Linked DNA regions of Homo sapiens: region 1 is linked to region 2. A link is a loop called in an ENCODE intact Hi-C map of the cell type or tissue named here. Cell type or tissue: ascending aorta. All regions are shown on one strand. Each heading gives the region's core, and the rest is flanking DNA. Links, peaks and the distances in the headings are about the cores only.

Region 1 (10,603 bases), core at 1,807-9,806, 66 kb before region 2:
AGATCACTCCACTGCACTCCAGCCTGGGTGACAGAGCAAGACTCCATCTCAAAAAAAAAAAAAAAAATTAGCCAGGCATGGTGGCACATGCCTGTGGTCCCAGCTACTTGGGAAGCTGAGGCAGAAGAACCACTTGAACCCGGGAAGCAGAGGTTGCAGTGAGCCAAGATCATGCCACTGCACTCCAGCCTGGGTGACAGAGCGAGACTCCATCTCTAAATAAATAAATAAATAAGTGTTGGAAATTTATTCAAAATAATTTCAAACACTGTGAAAGACAATGTGTCCACAGGCAGCCCCATTTGTGATCTCTTCCCCCAGAAGCATACTAGATAAAACTTCACAACGATTACTCCTCAGAGCCTCCCTAACTTTACCCCATTCTCACCTTCCCTCCCTCACCCTCACGTCAACTGCTCTCCACTTTGAGTTACTAACGCAATTGATATGTGCCTCTGTTACACTGCTTATGACATTATATGGTAGTTATGTTGTTGCTGTTTGCTGTTGTTTTCTTTTAACATATCCATCAGCTCTGCTAAAAAATAATTAATAATTCAATGTGGAATCCTGAGGTTGGGGCTGTCATAGTTTGAGGAAATCAGTTTGAATCCCAGCCCTGATGAGACAACTTTGGGTGGGTTTTCACATCTAAAATGTGAGTGAATTATAATAATGGATAACATGGTTGTTGCATTGTCAGCCTTGCAGGAGAAGCCATCACCTCGAATTCACATGTGCAGGGGACACTGCAATAGAACTTTCTTTGCCTTGATGTAAACTGATGTCAATTGGACAGATGTTTCTTGGATACCATCTATTCCCTTTTGCTGCAGCCTCTTAATGGCCCTCTCAAGCTTCTCAAACTAGGCATGTTCCATATGCTGGGAAAAGTCATGCTCTGTTTGACAGTCACCTTCCGAGGGCCTCTGATAGCAGAACTCGGTGAGGATTATGGAGATAGATTGATGGGGAGATCAGCCATCTTGCTGCCACACACACCTTGACAGAGAGATTTACTGCCTCTCCAATATCGCTTCCGAATCAACTTTTTTTTTTTTTTTTTAATGGGTTCTCACTCTGTCGCCCAGGCTGGAGTGCAGTGGCACAAACATGGCTTACTGCAGCCTCAGCCTCCTGGGCTCAAGGAATCCTCCCACTTCAGCCTCCCAAGTAGCTGGGACTACAGGCATATGCCACCACACCCAGCTAATTTTTGTATTTTTTGTAGAGACAGGGTTTCACCATGTTGCCCAGGGTGGTCTCAAACTCCTTGGCTCAAGTAATCCACCAGCCTCAGCCTCCCAAAGTACTGAGATTACAGGCCTGAGCCACTGCACCCAGCCCAAATCAATTTTTGCTGTTCATTCCCAAGAGGAGAAAACATTAAAAGGTTTTCCTTTTTTCCATTTTTCCTTTCTTTTCCCCTCAACCTCCCTTCTTCACCCTTATACCATCCTCCTTCCTTCTGGCACTGGTTCCCCCTCAAGCAAAAAGATAACGTGTACCTCCAGGATTCTTGATAATCAAACACCATATGATTTCTATCAGCTGAATGCCTGGCAAAGCAATACTTCCCTCATCAAAAATTAAAACTGGAGTGGCATTTACTTTCCTCCAATATCACCTAAGAAGTTATAGTAGGACACGAAGCCAGAAACTTCTCAATCTCAGCTTTTAGTTGAGATTATTTTGCCCATTGGATTATGGAGCTCTTTCAATGGTGAAGTTAGTAAATTTAAATTATCGGGAAATTAACCTTTAACCCCATTGAAATGGTCAGAGTAATTCTCAATCTACAGAAGGAAAAAACAAAACATGGCAACTGAGTGATTTGTTCTATTACAAATCCTGTACAAGGAATAATTTGGAAACTGGGTGGCTTGTTCCAACTGACTATAAAAGTTGAGCAAATAGTCAAAATGCCTATTATGCTAATTTTTCTTTTTTTCTGGATTCTATGCATAAGGCCAGTGTGAACTTAAAGCTCTAGTTCTTTCATGCCTGTAATAAACCAAAAGTTTCTGCTCAGAGCAGAGTACAGAATTAGAATTGCCCATTTGTCCTTTTTTACTATTCTTTTAAGACTTTTGCAGGTTCACAAATGATATAACAGGACACTCATGAACGCTGAGCTACAGCAACAGAGACACATGTGTATCTGTAGTCAGACCTTCCCACAAGGCTTCAGGAAGAAACCTTGAGTGCAGACTGATTTTTTTAAATTAAGATTATGGGTAGTAGGCCAGGCGTGGTGGCTCACGCCTGTAATCCCAGCACTTTGGGAGGCCAAGGTGGGTGGATCACAAGGTCAGGAGTTTGAGACCAGCCTGATCAATGTGGTGAAATCCCATCTCTACTAAAAATACACACAAAAAAAATTAGTTGGGTAGCGCGCACCTGTAATCCCAGCTACTCAGGAGGCTGAGGCAGGAGAATTGCTTCAACCCGGGAGGCAGAGGGTGCAGTGAGCCAAGATTGCGCCACTGCACTCCAGCCTGGGGCAACAGAGCAAGACTCTGTCTCAAAAAAAAAAAAAAAAAAAAAATTATGGGTAGTGGGTGGAATATTGAGAGTTTATATGAGCCAGGCACTTTCTAGATGCTTTATAAGGTCCCATCATCTTCACAACAACTCCAAAAGGTAAATACTAGCATTATTTGCATTTTGCCAGTAAAGAAAATGAGGCATAGGGAGGCTGAAAGGCCCCTCTACTATGTGTCTGAATTGGAACCAGGAAGGCCCATTTCAAAGCCCACAATCTTGAACACTCCGCAGGCTAAAGCCTCAGAACCATGTCTTTCTCTCAATCTGGTTGGTTAGTGATGCAAGAAAATGGATAGTCACATATACCTTTGTGTCATTTATATTCCTTTTGTGGAGAAATATGCTTGCATTTATTTATGACAAAAATCTGGCTGGGTGCGGTGGCTCACGTCTGTAATCCCAACATTTTGGGAGGCTGAGGTGGGCAGATCACCTGAGGTCAGAAGATCAAGATCAGCCTGGTCAACATGGTGAAACCCCATCTTACTAAAAATACAAAAATTAGCCAGGCATGATGGAACATGCCTGTAATCCCAGCTACTCAGGAGGCTGATACAGGAGAATTGCTTAAACCAGGGAGGCAGAGGTTGCAGTGAGCCAAGATTGCACCACTGGCTCTCCAGCCTGGGCAATGGAGTGAGACTCTGTCTCAAAAAAATAAATAAATAAACATAAAATAAAGTAAAATAAATAAATAAATAAAAATTAAAAAATCTAGAGTGGCTAACCTAGATGGAAGTTTGCCTGTGGACACACGAAAGGGGGCTGGCCACTCCATGGTTTTAGGCAGGTTTCTCTAAGGGGACAAGGTTTGAGAAAAGCTCTCAACAAAGAGAAGGATGGGGGTTGGCAGATGTGGAAAAAGAGCTTCCTCTTGCCTGTTCCTGGCACCTCGGCCCCAACCCAGATGTAGAGAGCTTGACTTCAGAGACTGCTGCCAACCAGGCAGGAATGGGGCCAGGGGTGACAGCTGGCTTGGGAAAGGTGGAGGCTGCCCAAACTTTAGGAAAACTCTTTATCTTGGCAATGGCAGGTCTTCCCATTCATCATGGAAAGGTAAATATAGGAAGCCATGAGATAACCATCTGCTAATGAGGGTTTACTTTACTAAGGCAGTTCTTACTTACAGATCAATCCCTGGCAAGTAGTTGGTATTTCCCATTGTTAGGGAAAATAGATTTGTCCTCCAAGATACTCTCAATACTTCAAATCTGACACTAAATAAAAGAACAAACAGTGTTTTCTATGCTCACACTCAGCACAGAACACTTCTGTGACCAGATGTGTGGCCTGTTCCCATGCCAGACAATTCTCCAATTCCCACGCCAGACAATTGTAGGACAACTGGGTGTCCTACAATTTAATTCAATTCAGACACTATGTACCTGGAAGTAGCGTCAGATCCCACAGGTTCAGGGCTCAGTACCACAAGACTTCTCCCCACCTCTCCCCCACACTTCAGACACCAATCATGAGCCCAAGTTGTCACTGGTGCCTCTGACTGATTGGCTGTAAATCAGAGCTTCCCAGAACCCATCTCAGGTTCCATCGTTTCCTAGAATGGCTCACAGAACTCAGAAAAACATTTTGCTTACTAGACTACCAGTTTATTACAAAGGGTACTGATAGGGACAGGAGGCAGAGAAATTCTAGGCAGAAAAGGGCAGGGTCCCTGGTGAAGCCCCACCTTCAAGCATGGAACCATAACCTAAAGTGAAAACGTGCATTCCTGCTTTCCCGCTCAAATGTTGCCTTTTCCAAAACCACACACGGCCCTCTCCACCCCCCATCCTGTACCCATAAAAACCCCTAACCCAACTGGTGGAGGGCAGAGAAGGGGAGAAGAGAAGAAGCAGATGGACGTCAGAGACTGCGGTTGCACATCAGAGAGAAGCAGCTTGACTTTAGAGGGACAGCTTGACGGTGTTGCTTCAGAGAGGAGTCCAGCTGGGTATGGCTGTACTCCAGGGGAAGATCACCTTCCTGCTCCATCCCCCTTCCAGCTTCCCTTCCCACTGAGAACCACTTTCATTGGCAATAAAATCCTCCACATTCACCACCCTTCAATTCGTTCATGCAACCTGAGTTTTCCTGGACACCAAACAAGAGCTTGGGTGCCACAAGTGCAGACACTAAAGGCTGTTATGCTGATCCTCTGCCCTCATGAATAGGTAGAGGGCCCACTGAACTGTTTAACACTTAAGGCATCTGTGGACAGCAATGCTAAAAGACCACTGTAACACACGCCCTCTGGGGCTTCATGGGTCACAGGGACCACACCCCCTCTCCGCCCAGATGCTGTCACAGGGCCTCACAGAGTTTTGCTCCTGCTGGCGCCCAAAAACGCTTACTCCAGCTCCTGCACCCGCTCACCTGCATGCTCCCCCTCCCTCAAGGGGTTAAGAGCTGCAGGCTGAGTAAGGGAAGCACCCCATCACAAGGGTCAAGGGAAATTTCTTGTCTCAGTACAACTCAGAAACAGCCAGATGGAACAGATATGTTGCCCTTGCATATGGGAAGATACTGGACACAGGGTGCAGAGCTTCCTTGCCCTCTCCAGGTATGCCACCCACCAGGCACCTCCGCAAGGTCAGCAACCCACAAACTCTCTGAGCCCATCCTTCTGAGTTTTTAAGGAAGCTTCATTACTGCATAGGCATGATCGATTACATCACTTGCCATCAGTGATCAACCCCCTCAGCCTTCAGCCCCTCTCCCCTTACCTGGAGGTAAGAGTTGAGTGGTGGGGCTGAAAGTCCCAACCCTCTAATCACATGATTGTTTCCCCTGGCAACCAGCCACCCTACCTCCACCCCACCCTGCTTGTCCAGAGGCCATCCAGAAGCCCCCAGCCTTCAGTCATCTCATTAACATACAAAAAGACACTTATCACTAAGGAAATTCCAGGATATTTAGTTAGTTAGTTAGTTAGTTTTTGAGACAGAGTCTCACTATGTTGCCCAGGCTGGAGTGCAGTGGCATAATCTCGGCTCACTGCAACCTCCATCTCCTGGGTTCAATCGATTCTCCTGCCTCAGCCTCCCAAGTAGCTGGGATTACAGGTGTGCACCACCATGCCCAACTAATTTTTGTATTTTTAGTAGAGACAGGGTTTCACCATGTTGGCCAGGCTGGTCTCAAACTCCTCAAGTGATCTGCCCACCACGGTCTCCCAAAGTGCTGGGATTACAGGCATGAGCCACCACACCCAGCCAATTCCAGGGGTTTTAAGAGCTGTCTGCCAGGAAATGGAGGCAGTGACCAAATATATTTTTGTTACTATATCACACCATGTACATTTTTAAAGGCCTGAGTGTCATTTCTAAAGAAAGGAGGGGGTAGTAGGGGCTGTCAGAAGTGGGTGCAACATTCTAAACACAGTTGCCCTCACTGGCATTATAAATCATTGCTGTTCATTTTTAAATAACTGTGCACAAGAAAAAAAAACAGCTTTAGAAACCTTTACAAATTTAGGTAAACTTGTCTGGAGTTTTTGGTTGTTTCGTTTGTGAAAAGCTGTTTTCACAATCCCAAGCATTGATAAATGAAAGCTACAGCATGCCTGCATAACCCAGGAAGGCTCTGGACAGATGACCTAGCTGAGAATGAGCCAGCACTTGTATCCACAGTTTCTACCTTCTAAAGATAGAAATAACTGGGCACGGGGCAGGGAAGGGTGTCCCACAGGGACATTTTGACCAATGCTAAAGAAATAAAGAGGACAGGAGCCCCCACCACAAGTTCAGCCAGATTCAGCCAGATGAGAATGGTAAGTGGGACTTCAGGGGAGCCAGAGCCAACAAGAGAGAAGTCCTCGGTCATGAGGGCATGAAATCAGAGGGACACCTTAGGGTGGCCTATTGGCCAGCTTTCAGTGTCCCATTGAAAAAGCATGGGTTGTTCCAAGCCACTGAGCAGCTGCCCTAGGGAGCATTCAGATACTTGCCCAATAGTCCACAGGGTGACCCACATTTTTGTTGCTGTTGTTGTTCTTTCAAGAGGATTGAGCAAGGCAGTCGACTGACAACTTGAAACCCAGCCCAGCTCACTGGCCTCATGGGGGTAGACCAGCCTGCTTTGTGTAGTACATCCAACTCTAAACTAGATTTCCTTGCTTCCTACTGGGCCAGTCCAATGTGATGCCCATGTCTTACAGTCTTCCAATAGTTTTAAAAAAAAGAAAATGGAAACAAAGGAAGGAAGGAGGGAAGGAAGGAGAGAAAGAAAGGATGGACAGACAAGCTGGATTTCTGCACCTAAGTATTCCAGTTAGGAGACAGGCCAAAGGCTGGGCTTACTTTACCCTCAAGACAATCTGTAATTGCCCAAGGGGTTCAGCTTACCCACTGCCTGGACAGAGTTAATTTCTCAAGACAGGGGGATTGCAATAGAGAAAGAGTAATCCATGTAGAGCCAGCTGTGTAGACTGGAGTTTTATTATTACCCAAATCAGTCTCCCTGAGCATTCAGGGAGCAGAGCTTTTAAGGGCAACTTGGTGGGTGGGGGGTAAGGCAGTGAGCCAGGAGTGCTGATTGGTCAGGGATGAAATCATAGAGAGCAGAAACTGGCTTCTTGGCTGGGCACGGTGACTCACGCCTATAATCCCAGCACTTTGGGAGGCTGAGACAGGTGGATCATTTGAGGTTAGGAGTTCGAGACCAGCCTGGCCAACATGGCAAAACCCCATCTCTACTAAAAATATAAAAATTAGCCAGGCATGGTGGTGCGCACCTGTAATCCCAGCTACTGGGGAGGCTGAGACAGGAGAATCACTTGAACCCAGGAGGCAGAGATTGCAGTGAGTTGAGATTGCACCACTGTACTCCAGCGTAGGTGACAGGGCGAGATTCTGTGTCAAAAAAAAAAAGAAGAAGCCAGCTTCTTGCACTGAGTCAGTTCCTGGGTGGGGGCCACAAGATCAGATGAGCCAGTTTATCAATCTGGCTGGTGACAGCTGATCCATCAAGTGCAGGGCCTACAAAATATCTCAAGCACTGATCTTAAGAGCAGTTTAGGAAGAATCAGAATATTGTATCCTCCAGCTGCATAACTCCTAAACCATAATTTCTAATCTTGTCGCTAATGTTAGTCCTGCAGAGACAACCTAGTCTCCAGGCAAGAAGGAGGTATGCTTTGGGGAAGGGCTGTTGTCATCTTTGTTTTAAACTATAAATTATAAACTAAGTTTCTCCCAAAGTTAGTTCAGCCTACGCCCAGGAATGAACAAGGACAGTTTGGAGGTTAGAAGCAAGATGGAGTCAGTTAAGTTAGATCTCTTTCACTGTCTCAGTCAAAATTTTGTAAAGGCGGTTTCAAATCCTATGAAGGAAATACTATTCCTTTTGTCTACAGATAAGAACATCAAGGCACAGAGTGCTTAAGTAATCTGCCTCAACCTGTCAATATTTTTTTAAAAGTCTATGTGGCTCTAGAATCCAGATGTTTAAACACTATCCTGTCCTCCCTCTCAATTAGATGATTAAAGTGGTTTGACAGTACCTGCTTTATAGAAAGAGTTCAATAAATATTGGCTACAATTATTATTCTCCTTTTATACATGGACCTTCATATTTTAGTTAAAATTATCAGCTAAGATTATCAGTTAATTAAAACATTTAAAATAATAATATAATAATTTGTCAAGTCATATTTCCTAGGAATTTCTACTAGGTTTAGGAAGTATCTCTGGTAGCCAGCCTCCAAGATGGCCGCCAACAATCCCTGCCTCCTGGTATTCACACCCTTGTATGGTCCTCTCCCATATGGTATCAGGGTTGATCTGTACAATCAATGGAATGCCACTTCTGAGACTAAGTTATAAGAAATTGTGACTTTTGCCTTTCTCACTTTCACAATAAGATCCCTAACTCAGGTGGGATAAGTTAGCTGCCATGTTGTGAGTAGCTCTATGGAAAGGCCCCTATAGTGAAGAACTGAGGCCACCTACCAACAGCCATGTGAACGGGCCATCTTGAAAGTGGATCCTTCCCCAGTCAAGCCTTCAGATGGGCACAACCCAGGAGAGACCCTGAGCTAGAACTACTCATGTATTAGTCCATTTTCATACTGCTATGAAGAAATACCTGAGACTGGGTAATTTATAAGGCAAAAAAAGTTTAACGAACTCACAGTTCCACATGGCTGGGAAGGCCTCACAATCATGGTGGAAGGCAAAGGAGGAGCAAAGGCACATCTTACATGGTGGCAGGCAAGAGAGCGTGTGTAGGGGAATTGCCATTTATAAAACCATCAGATCTAGTGAGACTTATTCTCTATCATAAGAACAGCATGGGAAAACCTGCCTCCATGATTTAATTACCTCCCACCAGGTCCTTCCTACAACATGTGGGGATTATGGGAGCTACAGTTCAAGATGAGATTTGGATGGGGACACAGACAAATCATATCAACCTAGCTAAGCCACCTCCAGACTTTCGAGCCCTTAAAAACAATATGAGATAACAAATGTGTATTGTTCAAATCCACTAAGTTTGGGGTCACTGTTATGCAGTGATACATAACTAATACATCATCTCTTCTAGAAGCCTTCAACTGACCCCCAGCATTCTGTGCCATATCATAGCACCTACTATATTCTGACTTACATCTTTTCCCTTCATTCTCCCATTCTAGATAATGAGATCAAGGACAGGGACTAGCTCATACTGATTTTTGAATTCCCAGGATCTAGCATAATGCTGCAATTGGTGTGGACTTCAATAAATGTATATTATTGAGCTGAACTATCTTCACTTACTGTACATCCTTTGTCCTTAAAATATAGTTTGCATTTCAGATTTCTCATGAATTCAGGTAGTTCCTGCCATCTAAACAATTAGGCCTGGTTTCACTCAACTAGTATTTGATTATTAAAGTCAATATTAAAATTGTACTATCCAAGATCTTAGACACATCTTTTTTATTTTTGCAATAGAATCATATCAACTTGTAACAGAAGAGGTTTGATAGTACGTAAGGTAGCAACATTCCTCTGTTTTCAAAGTAATTGTGCCATTAGCCCAGAATTTTTCTTTTTTCCAAATAGGATTAAATAACCTGGAGATAAAAGTAGTTCTCCAAAGGAAAAGGTAAAATAATTTCACAGAAAATATTTCCTGAGTTGGTCATATGACATCAGAGATTGGGATTAAAGATTTTATTTTTTTAACTCATTTAATTCATGGAATATAAATTTATTGTTATCAAAGATATCAGTTCAATTTTATTATTGAACCTGTAATTCATTCTATACTTTGATCCTGTGAAGACCAAATTCATCATTTTCTTCAAAAATGTCATATAAAACTTGAGTGATCAGTGACATTCTTTATTTTGTTTTTGTAAAATAAGGAAGACATTAAAGCCATATGAACTTCCTCAGTAAATGGAAAGCAGTCCACATCAATGCATTCCTCATCATGGTCATTACCAAGGGATTCACTACTTCTAGGAGGCTCTATCCTCAGCAAACAAACAATGGCCCACTTCATCATTTCCAAGTTGAAGTTCCTTGCCCCAAAATATACTACAATCCAACAAAGGAATGGACATCATTCTTGCTGATATGTCCCCAGATGACAGCATTCTTAAGAGAAGTTTCACAGCTCTGGATAATGTGAGTTTATCTGCAAGCATTGACACAATACACATTCAAGGGAAGTGGTGGTGGTCTTGGCATTGACACACAGTGGAAACTCAACAGTGACGTAGACTACAGTCAACACACATGTAACATCCTCAGGTTATATCCCACTTCAGTCTAGCCTGGCAGAAACAACTAAAATAAAATACATAAGCATGCAACATCCATATAATAAGTTCAGGAATTAAGGATGAGAATGAAAACCATCTATCCCATATACACAGCTTGGGAACTAAGGACTTGACCTGTCTCTCTAACTCTCTCCCTCTCAACACACACACACACTCACACACTCACTCACACACATACATACACTTTCTTTCCTACATTAACGTAAGTTTACTACTCCACTGTCTTCATTAGCATAACTTTACTATTCCAGGAGATTCTAGCCTAAGCAAATAATTTGATTA
Region 2 (10,603 bases), core at 1,036-9,035:
CACACTATGGGTGGAACTTTGTGGGGGTTGAAGAAAAGGATTATAAGCCAGGGGCTGGCTAATGCAGGAGGATCACTTGAGCCCAAGCATTCAAAACCAGCCTGGTCAACATAGCGAGACCTGTCTTGAAATAAACAAACAGCCAGCACAGAAAGACAAACTTCACATGTTCTCACTTAGTTGTGGGAGCTGAAAATTAAAATAATTGAACTCGTGGAGACAGAGAGTAGAAGGATGGTTACCAGAGGCTGGGACGGGTAGGTGGGGGTAAGGGGGTAGCAAGGATGGTTACAAAAAAATACAAAGAATGAAAAAGATCTAGCATTTGCTAGCACAACAGGAGGACTATAGTCAAATATAATTTAATTGTACATTTTTAAATAACTAAAAGAGCATAATTGGATTGTTTGTAACACAAACGATAAATACTTGAGGTGACGGATACCCCTGATGTGATTATTACACATTGCACACTTGTATCAAAATATTTCATGTAACCCATAAGTATATACACCTACTATGTACCCACAACAATTAAAAATTAAAAAAAATTAATAAAGGAAACAAAAATCGGGGGGCTTGCGGGTTCACAAGAGATTATTTGGGAGAAGGCCTAGTTCAAAATGAACACTGAATGTTTGCAGATTGAATCAATAAATGCATGAGTGGCTGGCTAAGCTAGTGGGCCCATGGCAAGCCCAGGAGAGAGAAGACAGGGAGCAGACCACCAGAAGCTTATTCTTATGCTTCTCTAGTCTCAGTCAAATTTGGGTCAAAAAAATAGAGGACACATCTAGGTACCTTAGGGCCCCTTTGTCCAGACCTGTGCATTGGAACAATATGAGAATCAGCACCTCCCCACCTACATTTCATAATAAAGATCGTAGGAGTTTTCTCAATTGCTAACAGTCAGTTACAGTTGGAACTGCTTGTTCTCCTCTTTCTCCCCTTCTTACAACTGCACTTGACTAGTCTTATTTATTTTTTTTCTTTAAAAAGATCATATAAGCTCCTAGGCCTTTCTAAGCTTAAAAAAGCTGAAACTCACTAAGGGGAAGAGAACTGTGAACATGCTGCATGATAACTTCCATATGAACTAGTAAAACTTCCCTAAACATATGGTTGTTATCATAGATAGCATCATTGTTTCAGGGAGCACTTACTGAAAGGCTACTACGTACCTACAGACCTCATGTTGATGCAGAACAGGTGCTTGATCCTAAACGGTGGTGACAGTTCACATAGACAGAGAGCACTGGGTGAAGAGTCAGGAAATATGAATTCCAGTCCTGGCTCAGACACTAAGTGGCTTTAGGAAATAGGCATTCCAAGCAGAGAATAACTTGTGAGCCATCACAGACTGACAAGAAAAAGCATGTGTGAGATCAAGAAACTATAAGCAGCATGGTGCTCAGTAGAATCGCTGGGCAGGAGTGGCTAATACTTATTGAGGGCTCAGTAAATAGTTGTTGAATGAACGAATGAGGGGGAGGAAGATACAGATCACAGAGGATCTTATATTCATTCTATGCTAAGAAACATGAATGTCTCGGCCAGGCATGGTGGCTCATACCTGTAATCCCAGCACTTTGGGAGGCCAAGGCAGGTGGATCACATGAGGTCAGGAGTTTGAGAGCAGCCTGGACAACATGGTGAAAGCCCTCTCTACTAAAAATACAAAAATTAGCCAGGCGTGGTGGCGGGTGCCTGTAATCCCAGCTACTCAGGAGGCTGAGGCTGAAGAGTCGCTTGAACCCGGGAGGCAGAGGTTGTAGTGAGCGGAGATCGCACCATTGCACTCCAGCCTGGGCAACAAGAGCGGAACTCTGTCTCAAAAAAAGAAAAGAAAAGAAACATGAATGTCTCTTGGAGGCAATGGAGAACCACTGAGGACAGAGGACTTTATTCAGACTTAGGTTGTAGCTAGGGGCTGTGCTACATAAGGAGTTAATTTAGGAGAACAAGGAATTACACAGAAAGACCCATTAAGGCCGGTCGTGGTGGCTCAAGCCTGTAATCCTAGCACTTTGGGAGGTGGACGCAGGAGGATCACTTGAGGCCAGGAGTTCCAGACCAGCTTGGCCAACATAGCGAAATCCCATCTCTACTAAAAATACAACAAAAAATTAGCCAGGCGTGGTGGCACACGCCTGTAGTCCCAGCTATTCAGGAGGCTGAGGCAGGAGGATCGCTTGAACCCAGGAGGCAGAGGTTGCAGTGAGCTGAGATAGTGCCACTGCACTCCAGCCTGAGTGACAGAGTGAGACTCCATCTCAAAAAAAAAAAAAAAAAGAAAAGAAAAGAAAGAAAGACCGGTGAAGAAGCAATGATCAAAGAGAGGGAGAAGAGCAAATGGCTTGGAGAAACCAGACCTGAAACAGACAGCACTTGCTGGGTGATTAGATGAGGGAGATAAGTGGAAGAAAAATTGAATCATGGGCTTTTAGGGTAATAAAGTTCTTGATAGTAACACTAGTTTACATAGAAAGTGCATAAAGTGCAAGTAACTGATAACTTCGGTTTGGAATGTTAAGTGGAATATCCATGTGGAAATAAACCAGAGCTAACATTTACTGAGCCTTTCCCATACGCCAAAAGCTGTTTTAAGTCCCCTACAGATGTGAACTTGTGTAATCCTGCAACAGCCCCATGAGATAGGTACTATTATTAGAGTCCCTTTTTTAGACAAGGAAAACAAGGTACAGAGAGTTTAAGTAACTTCTCAAGGTCACACAGCTGGTCAGTGGCAGAGTCAGATTCAAACTCGGACAATCAACTCCAAATCCCACTTTCTTAACCTCTGTGTAAATGGGTATTTGCCATATAGTGAGGGCACAAAGCCATCACTCTACCTCTTCTTGGAGAAGTAAAAAACAAAAAATAATCAAATCAAAGTGATGATTTACATTTTTTAAGCACACGAAATGCAAGAATTCCAACCATCAGATTGTGAATGCCATTATTTTTGGTGCTGTAAAACATATTAATAGTTAAATCTAAGTCTACATTTTAATATACATCTAGTCTCCAAAGCAAACAAGATGTAATGTGATTTGTAATATGCACTTGTCAAGTCCTGCTTTATTTATTTATATATTTATTTATTTATTTATTTATTGAGACAGAGTCTTGCTCTGCACCCAGGCTGGAGTGCAGTGGCAGGAGCTTGGCTCACTGCAACCTCTGCCTCCTGGGCTCAAACGATCCTCCCACCTCAGCCTGCCAAATAGCTGGGATCACAGATGCATGCCACCACATCAGCTATTTTTTTGTATTTTTAGTAGAGACGGGGTCTCGCCATGTTGCCCAGGCTGATCTCAAACTCCTGAGCTCAAGTAATCCGCCAGCCTTGGCCTCCCAAAGTGCTGGGATTACAGGCATGAGCCACTGCGCCCGACCCTAAATCATGCTTTTTTATATAATCTATTTAGAGTAAATTAAGTAGCATACGTCATTTGTTTAAGGAAAAGTTAAAGCTGGTGTTTATATGCATTATAAGTATTATTACAGAACATATTAAGACATACTTCAATATAATCTTTAAAAACATAATTCTCTTAAGTTGATTTTTTCTTTTTTTTTGAGACAAAGTTTCACTCTTGCCCAGTGAAGCAGCATGATCATAGCTCACTACAGCCTCAACTTCCTGGGCTTAAGCAATCCTCCTGCCTCAGGCACCTGAGTAGCTGGGACTATAGGTGCCCATCATCATGTCAGGCTAATTTTGAAAAATTTTTTTTTTTTGAGACGGAGTCTTGCTCTGTTGCCCCAGGCTGGAGTACAGTGGCGAGATCTCAGCTCACTGCAACCTCTGCCTCCCAGATTCAAGTGATTCTCCTGCCTCAGCCTCTTGAGTAGCTTGGACTACAGGCGCCTACCACCATACTTGGCTAATTTTTTTGTATTTTTAGCAGAGATGAGGTTTCACTATGTTGGCCAGGCTAGTCTCAAACTCCTGACCTCAGTTGATCTGCCCACCTCGGCCTCCCAAAGTGTTGGGATTACAGGCGTGAGCCACTGCACCAGGCCCTAATTTTTTTTTTTTTCTTTTGTAGAGATGAGGTCTCGCTATGTTGCCCAGGCTGGTCTTGAACTCCTGACCTCAAGCAATCTCTCACCTTGGCCTCCCAAAGTGCTACAGTTATAGGCATGAGCCACTGCACCTGGCATTAAGTTGATTTTTAAAAACCTAAAATAATTTCTTTATTTCCTAACTACTTTGCAGAAATAACATAATGACTTTAGTTCCTTAGAGGGGATCATAACATTATTTATTACTGTAAAATAGATTTGAATTTTAAAAGATCAGGAACTACTGCTTGGCACCGAGGTGTAATTTCTGCCATTTTGAGACATATTCCATAACCCAGGGATCCCCACAAACAACTACGACAAGAATAAATATGAGATCCTTTCCATTCCAGGGTTTGTGGTAGAGGGTTTAGCTTTGACTTGGACCCCTTACTGAGTGACTAACCATTACACAGACAGAGCTTGTGACCTCATGGACATGCTCAGCTGGTGAGCTATTCTGCCAGGAGCTCAGTGCTATTTTCATTTGGCTTTAATCTTTCCTAGATCAAGACATAGCCTTCTTTGAAAAGCCAGGTTTAGTAAGATATACACATGACGTATTCTCAGAAATGAAAGAAAACACTTTTAGCTTCCTTCCCTAGTTACCAAAACTCTAGAACTTACTGTAACCCTAATAGCAGCCAAAAAGAAGGTCTTTTCTCTTGACCCTTGGCTGACCCTTCTTCCACTTCCACGAATTTTCTCCCTCTTTCTGGCTATGGCATAAGTTTTGTTCCCCTTGAGATTCAGCCCTTAACAGAAATAATTCAGGCAGGGTAACAGAATGTTCTAGAGCACTCAGCCATGACTACTGAGCACTCAAAATATAGCTACAGTGACAGAGAAAGGAGATTGTAATTAATTTAAACTTTAATTTGAAAACTTGGACCAGATTTAGTTATTGAAGAACTTCTACATAATTTAGTTATTGGAGAATTTCTGCATATGTTTGGAATAACTTTGATATGTAAATCTACTTTTTCAACTGTAAATTTTGTGAAACCTAAATTTTATAAAATCTAATTTTATGAAATTTTATGAAATCTAAATACAGACCAAGTATTTCCAATGAAAATTTAGTCTCCAAACCGAGATGTGCTATGTGTTACATCCACACCAGATTTCAAAGACTTAGCACAAAAAAAGTAACTGTCTCATTAATAGTTTTTATATTGATTACATGTTGAAATGATAATATTTTGGCTATATTGGGTTAAAGGAAATATATTATTAAAATTAATCTCACATGGTTCTTTTTACTTTTTAATGTGGCTATTAGAACACTTTAAATAATATATGGGGCTCACATTATTTCTATCAGATGGTGATGGTCTACAGCATGGGTGATAGTGTCACAGAGACTAAGCTCCCCCGACTTGCTGGCTGTGTGACTTTAAGCCATCTTCTTAACCTCTTTATTATTTTATTTTATTTTATTTTTGAGACAGAGTCTCACTCTGTCGCCCTGGCTAGAGTGCAGTGGCACAATCTTGGCTCACTGCAACCTCTGCCTCCCGGGTTCAAGCGATTCTCATGCCTCAGCCACCTGAATAGTTGGGATTACAAGCATCTGCCACCATGCCTGGCTAATTTTTGTATTTTTAGTAGAGACGGGGTTTCACCATGTTGCCCAGGCTGGTCTCGAACTCCTGGCCTCAGGTGATCCACCCACCTAGGCCTCCCAAAGTGCTGGGAGTACAGGTGTCAGCCACCGTGCCTGGTCTACTTAGCCTCTTTAAACTTCTGTTTACTCATCTGCAAACTGAAGAAAATATTGGCCGGGCGTGGTGGCTCACTCCTTTAATCCCAACACTTTGGGAGACCAAGGCAGGCGGATCGCCTGAGGTTAGGAGTTCGAGACCAGCCTGACCAACATGGAGAAACCCCATCTCTATTAAAAATACAAAATTAGCTGGTCCAGATGGCGCATGCCTGCAATCCTAGCTACTCGGGAGGCTGAGGCAGGAGAATTGCTTGAACCTGGGAGGTGGAGGTTGCTGTGAGCCAAGATCACGCCATTGCACTCCAGCCTTGGTAACAAGAGAGAGACTCCATCTCAAAAAAAAAAGAAAGAAAGAAAAGAAAATATTACAATTTTCTGAATAGGCATACAGTGAATTTTACATGAGACAGTGAGCATAAACTGTGCCTGACTTATAGTAAAATATTCTGCAAATATTCACTTTTATTATCATTGTTATTATTCTCTAGCAATCATCCAGATGTTTAGCAAAAGAATGCCTCAAAATAAATATTAGTTCCCTATGGGTTGCCTCTTGTATCTCATGACTAGATAAATTGTAACCTCATTTTCCAAAATGAAAAAAAAGGGACTTGAGGTCAGATACAGGTTTTTCTCATATTTGTCAGTTTTTTAGTATTTAAAAAATCACTTTTTTTAGTTGATGAAATGCTTTTGGGGGGGGGGGGATTAAAATAATGAAATTACTTAAAACCCAGACTTCCCTGAAAAATCTAGGGCATGAGTTTTACTCCTAATAAATAGTGATTCTCAATATCTCAAATAATCCAAACTTAGCAATCCTTCGTTTAGATTCAATTTTGGCCAGGTGTGGAGGCTCATGCTTGTGATTCCAGCATTTGGGGAGGCTGAGACAGGAGGATTGTTTGAACCCAGGAGTTCGAGACCAGCCTGGGCAACATAGTAAGACCCCATCTCTACTAAAAATAAAACATTAGCTGGGTGTGGTGATGTATGCCTGTGGTCCCAGCTATTCAGGGGGCTGAGGTGGGAAAACAGCTTCAGCCTGGGGGTCATGCCACTGCACTCCAGCCTGAGTGACAGAGGGAGACCCTGTCTCAATAATAATAATTAGATTCAGTTTTGAAGACTAAAGTTTCATTAATGTCCACAGTTTTTGCAGCGGAGGGGCAGAATTAAAGAGACTTCCAAATAAATGGGCTGAATATACATTAGGGACATCTGCTTTGAGAAAAATGGAGAAGTACATTTCCCTATTCCTTCTGCAAAGTACAACTGAAAATCATGGACCTTATATATAAAGGTGGAAAGAAGAATGCAGACTACTAGGAATCTCAGGACCCAAAGAATGACATAGCAGTGAATTCCCTGGGTTTCTTTATTGCCTCTTATATCCCAAACTGTGCTGGAGCTGGAGAAGGTAGATGCACAGAATGCCAATGGATACAGACAAAGAAAGTCCAAAACAAGCCTGATGTCTCTAGCCAAAGGACCAGGAAAAGAGAAGGTTAGCCAAACAGCAAGACAGAAAACTTTTCGATAATAACCACTCTACTCCAGCTAAACATCATAGAAAAACTCTGACTCCACCTCCACCCATGCCAGCAAAGGTAAAGGAGGGAGTCTGGACTTCCACTTCTGTTAATGGGGCACCCTTCCCCTTCTCCACTGGGATGGTGTCAGAGTAGCTCTAGTGGAGATAATAAGACTTTTTCCAGTGCTCAAAAGTAACAAGGCTACTCCAATGCTTGTGGTATCAGTGGAGGCAACATGGGGAGCCAGAATTCCCACCTACACCCGGCACTAATGAGGAGCCCTTTCTGTCCTGAGGATGTTAATGGATGCTGAGTGGGGAACCTGGATTTCTACCACACCTGGCATTAATAAAGAGGTGGCTCCCTCACCACCAGCCAGAGTGGTATTAGAAGAAGCCAGCTAAAACAGAAGGCTTAAATAAGATCCAGAGTCCCATAACACAATACCCAAATGTCCAGGTTTTGATAAAAAAACATTCATCATAGTAAGAACAAGAAAAATCTTAACTTATCTAAAAATATAACCAATAGGTGCCAACACTGACATGACAGAGATACTAGAATTATCTAACAAATATTTGTAAACAGCTATTATAAATATGCTTCAATTAGCCATAATAAACATATTTAAACAAATGAAAAAAATAGAAAGTCTCAGCAAAGAAATAGAAGATTTAAAGAAGCACCAAATGGAAATTTGGAACTGAAAACTACAACGATAGAAATTAAAAACTCAGCGGACGAGCTCAACAGCAGAATGGAGGAGACAATAGAAGTAAACAGTGAACTTGAAGATAGATAACTAGAAATTACCCAGTCTGAACAACAGAAAGAAAATAGATACCCCACCCCCCATAAATTAACAGAGCAATAAGGATCTATAGATTATTTTAAACAGTCTAACATTAATATCACTGGAGTCCCAGAAGAAGAGAAGAAAGAAGATGGAGCTGAAAAAAGTATTTGAAGAAATAATGGCTAAATATCTCAAGTTTGGCAAAAGATGTAAACCTAGAGATTTAAGAAGCTCAATGCACCTCAACAAGAAAAACCAAATGAAATCCATGCCAAGACACATCATAGTCAAACTTGGGAAAACTAAAGACAGAGAAAAAATTATTAAATTAAGTCTCTTCCATGCTTCATGACCAAAAAGAAAAAAAAAAGTAATGAAAGCAGTGAAAGAGAAATAACACCTTACTCACAGGAGAAAACAATTCTAATGACAACAGATTTCTCATCAGAAATCATGGAAGCCAGAAGGAAGTGGCACAGTGTTTTTCAAGTGCTGGAAGGAAAGAACTATCAATCCAGAATTCTATATCCAGAGAAAATATCTTCAGGAATGAAGGGAAAACTTAGACATTCTCACATGTAAGAAAACTAAGATAATTTGTCATCATCAGACATAAACTAAAAGATAGGCTAGGCTGGGCACAGTGGCTCACGCTTTTAATCCCAGTACTTTGGGAGGCCAAGGCGGGCAGATCATGAGGTCAGGAGTTCGAGACCAGCCTGGCCAACATAGTGAAACCCCGTTTCTACTAAAAATACAAAAAAATTAGCCGGGTGTGGTGGCACACGCCTGTAGTCCCAGCTACTCGGGAGGCTGAGGTGGGAGAACTGCTTGAACCCGGGAGGCAGAGGTTGCAGTGACCTGAGACCATGCCATTGCACTCCAGCCTGGGTGACAGAGTGAGACTCCGTCACAAAAAAAGAGAAAAAAAAAAAGTGCTAAAGGAAGTTTCCTAAACAGAAAAACAACAACAAAAAAATGATAAAAGCAGTAATCTTGGAACATCAGGAAGAAACAGTAAAATTATGAGTAAATATAATGGATTCTTCTTCTCCACTTAAGTTTCCCAGATTCTTTTAAATAGCTAAAGCAAACATAACAGTGATGTGGTTCTAAATGCATATAGATGGGCTATTTAAGATTTATGGGCTGGGCGCAGTGTAATACCAGCACTTTGGGATACCAGGGTGGATGGATCGCTTGAGCCCAGGAATTTAAGACCAGCCTGGGCAACATGGCAAAACCCCATCTTTACTAAAAATACAAAAATTAGCCAGGCACCAGGAATCATGCCTGTAATCCCAGCTACTCAGGGGCTGAGGCAGGAGGATCACCTGAGCCTTGGGAGGTTGAGGCTGCAGTAAGCCATGATTGCACCACTGCCCTCCACCCTGGGTGACAGAGTGAGACCCTGTCTCAAAAAAAAAAAAAAAAGAATTATAAATATGGAGAGTAAAAAGACATAAGGAGAAGTAAGGTTTCTATGCTTCACTTAAACTGCTAAAATGTCAATTCCAGTAGACAGTGATAAGTTATGTATATATAACCACTAAAAATACTATGCAAAGATACACTTAAACGCACTAAGTTGTTTTTGTTTTTTGTTTTTTTTTTTTTTGAGACAGAGTCACACCGTCGCCCAGGCTGGAGTCTAGTGGTGCGATCTCAGCTCACTGCAAGCTCCGCCTCCCTGGTTCACGCCATTCTCCTGCCTCAGCCTCCCGAGTAGCTGGGACTACAGGCACCTGCCACCATGCCCGGCTAATTTTTTTTTGTATTTTTAGTACAGACGGGGTTTTACTGTGTTAGCCAGGATGGTCTCAATCTCCTGACCTCGTGATCCGCCGGCCTTGGCCTCCCAAAGTGCTGGGATTACAGGTGTGAGCCACCACGCTCGGCCTAAATGCACTAAGTTTTAATAACCCATAGGAAGTTAGAAAAAAAACAGAAACATAAAACTGAGAGAAAACAAAAGATACAAAATACAAAAAATAAAATGTCAGGCACAAGTCCTATCACATCAATAATTATATCCAGTGTAAACGACCTAACACACCAATGAAAAGACAGAGATTTGCAGAGTAGACGAAAAAACATGACCCAACTATACATGTGTCTACAAGAAATTCCAATTATAATTAGATAGGTAGATTCAAAGTAAACAAATAGAAAAAATATATCTCATCTAAACATTAATCAAAAGAAAGCAGGAGTTGCTATATTAATATCAAATAGAGTAGACTACTGAGTAAAGAAAATTACCAGAGATGGGGCAAAACATTCCATAATGATAAAAGGGTTAGTCCATCCAGAAGACGTAGCTTCCTAAATGTGTGTGCAACAAACAACAGAACTGCAAAATGTGAAACACAAACTGATAGAACTGAAAGAATAAATAGACAAATCCACACTAATAGTCATAAACTTCAATGCCTTCTCTCAACAACTGATAGAACAAGCAGACAGAAAATTGGC

Evidence for each region. A loop is a pair of places that touch in the nucleus more often than their neighbours do. Peaks named below come from ENCODE experiments on the same cell type or tissue, not always from the same donor. Only the 100,000 strongest peaks of a DNase experiment are listed, where the experiment ranks them.
Region 1: it touches region 2 in a loop (3.0-fold over the local background); 6 of 110 quality-filtered maps call a loop at or near these places.

Annotation. Positions count from the first base shown.
Region 1 is chr12:93,231,244-93,241,846 of GRCh38, forward strand. The region is part of intron 2 of LOC643339 (a long non-coding RNA gene); the gene reads right to left. Among named protein-coding and RNA genes, the nearest start is that of LINC02412, 62 kb to the left of the region's middle. RefSeq lists a silencer at 696-896. In ascending aorta, for the core only: no CTCF peak of the experiment used is centred there; DNase peaks (open chromatin) are centred at 3,478, 6,278 and 6,558; H3K4me3 peaks cover 291 bases; H3K27ac peaks cover 4,702 bases.
Region 2 is chr12:93,298,275-93,308,877 of GRCh38, forward strand. All of the region lies in intron 2 of LOC643339 (a long non-coding RNA gene), which reads right to left. Among named protein-coding and RNA genes, the nearest start is that of NUDT4, 74 kb to the right of the region's middle. RefSeq lists enhancers at 4,802-4,861, 4,882-4,931. In ascending aorta, for the core only: no CTCF peak of the experiment used is centred there; a DNase peak (open chromatin) is centred at 4,547; H3K27ac peaks cover 3,747 bases.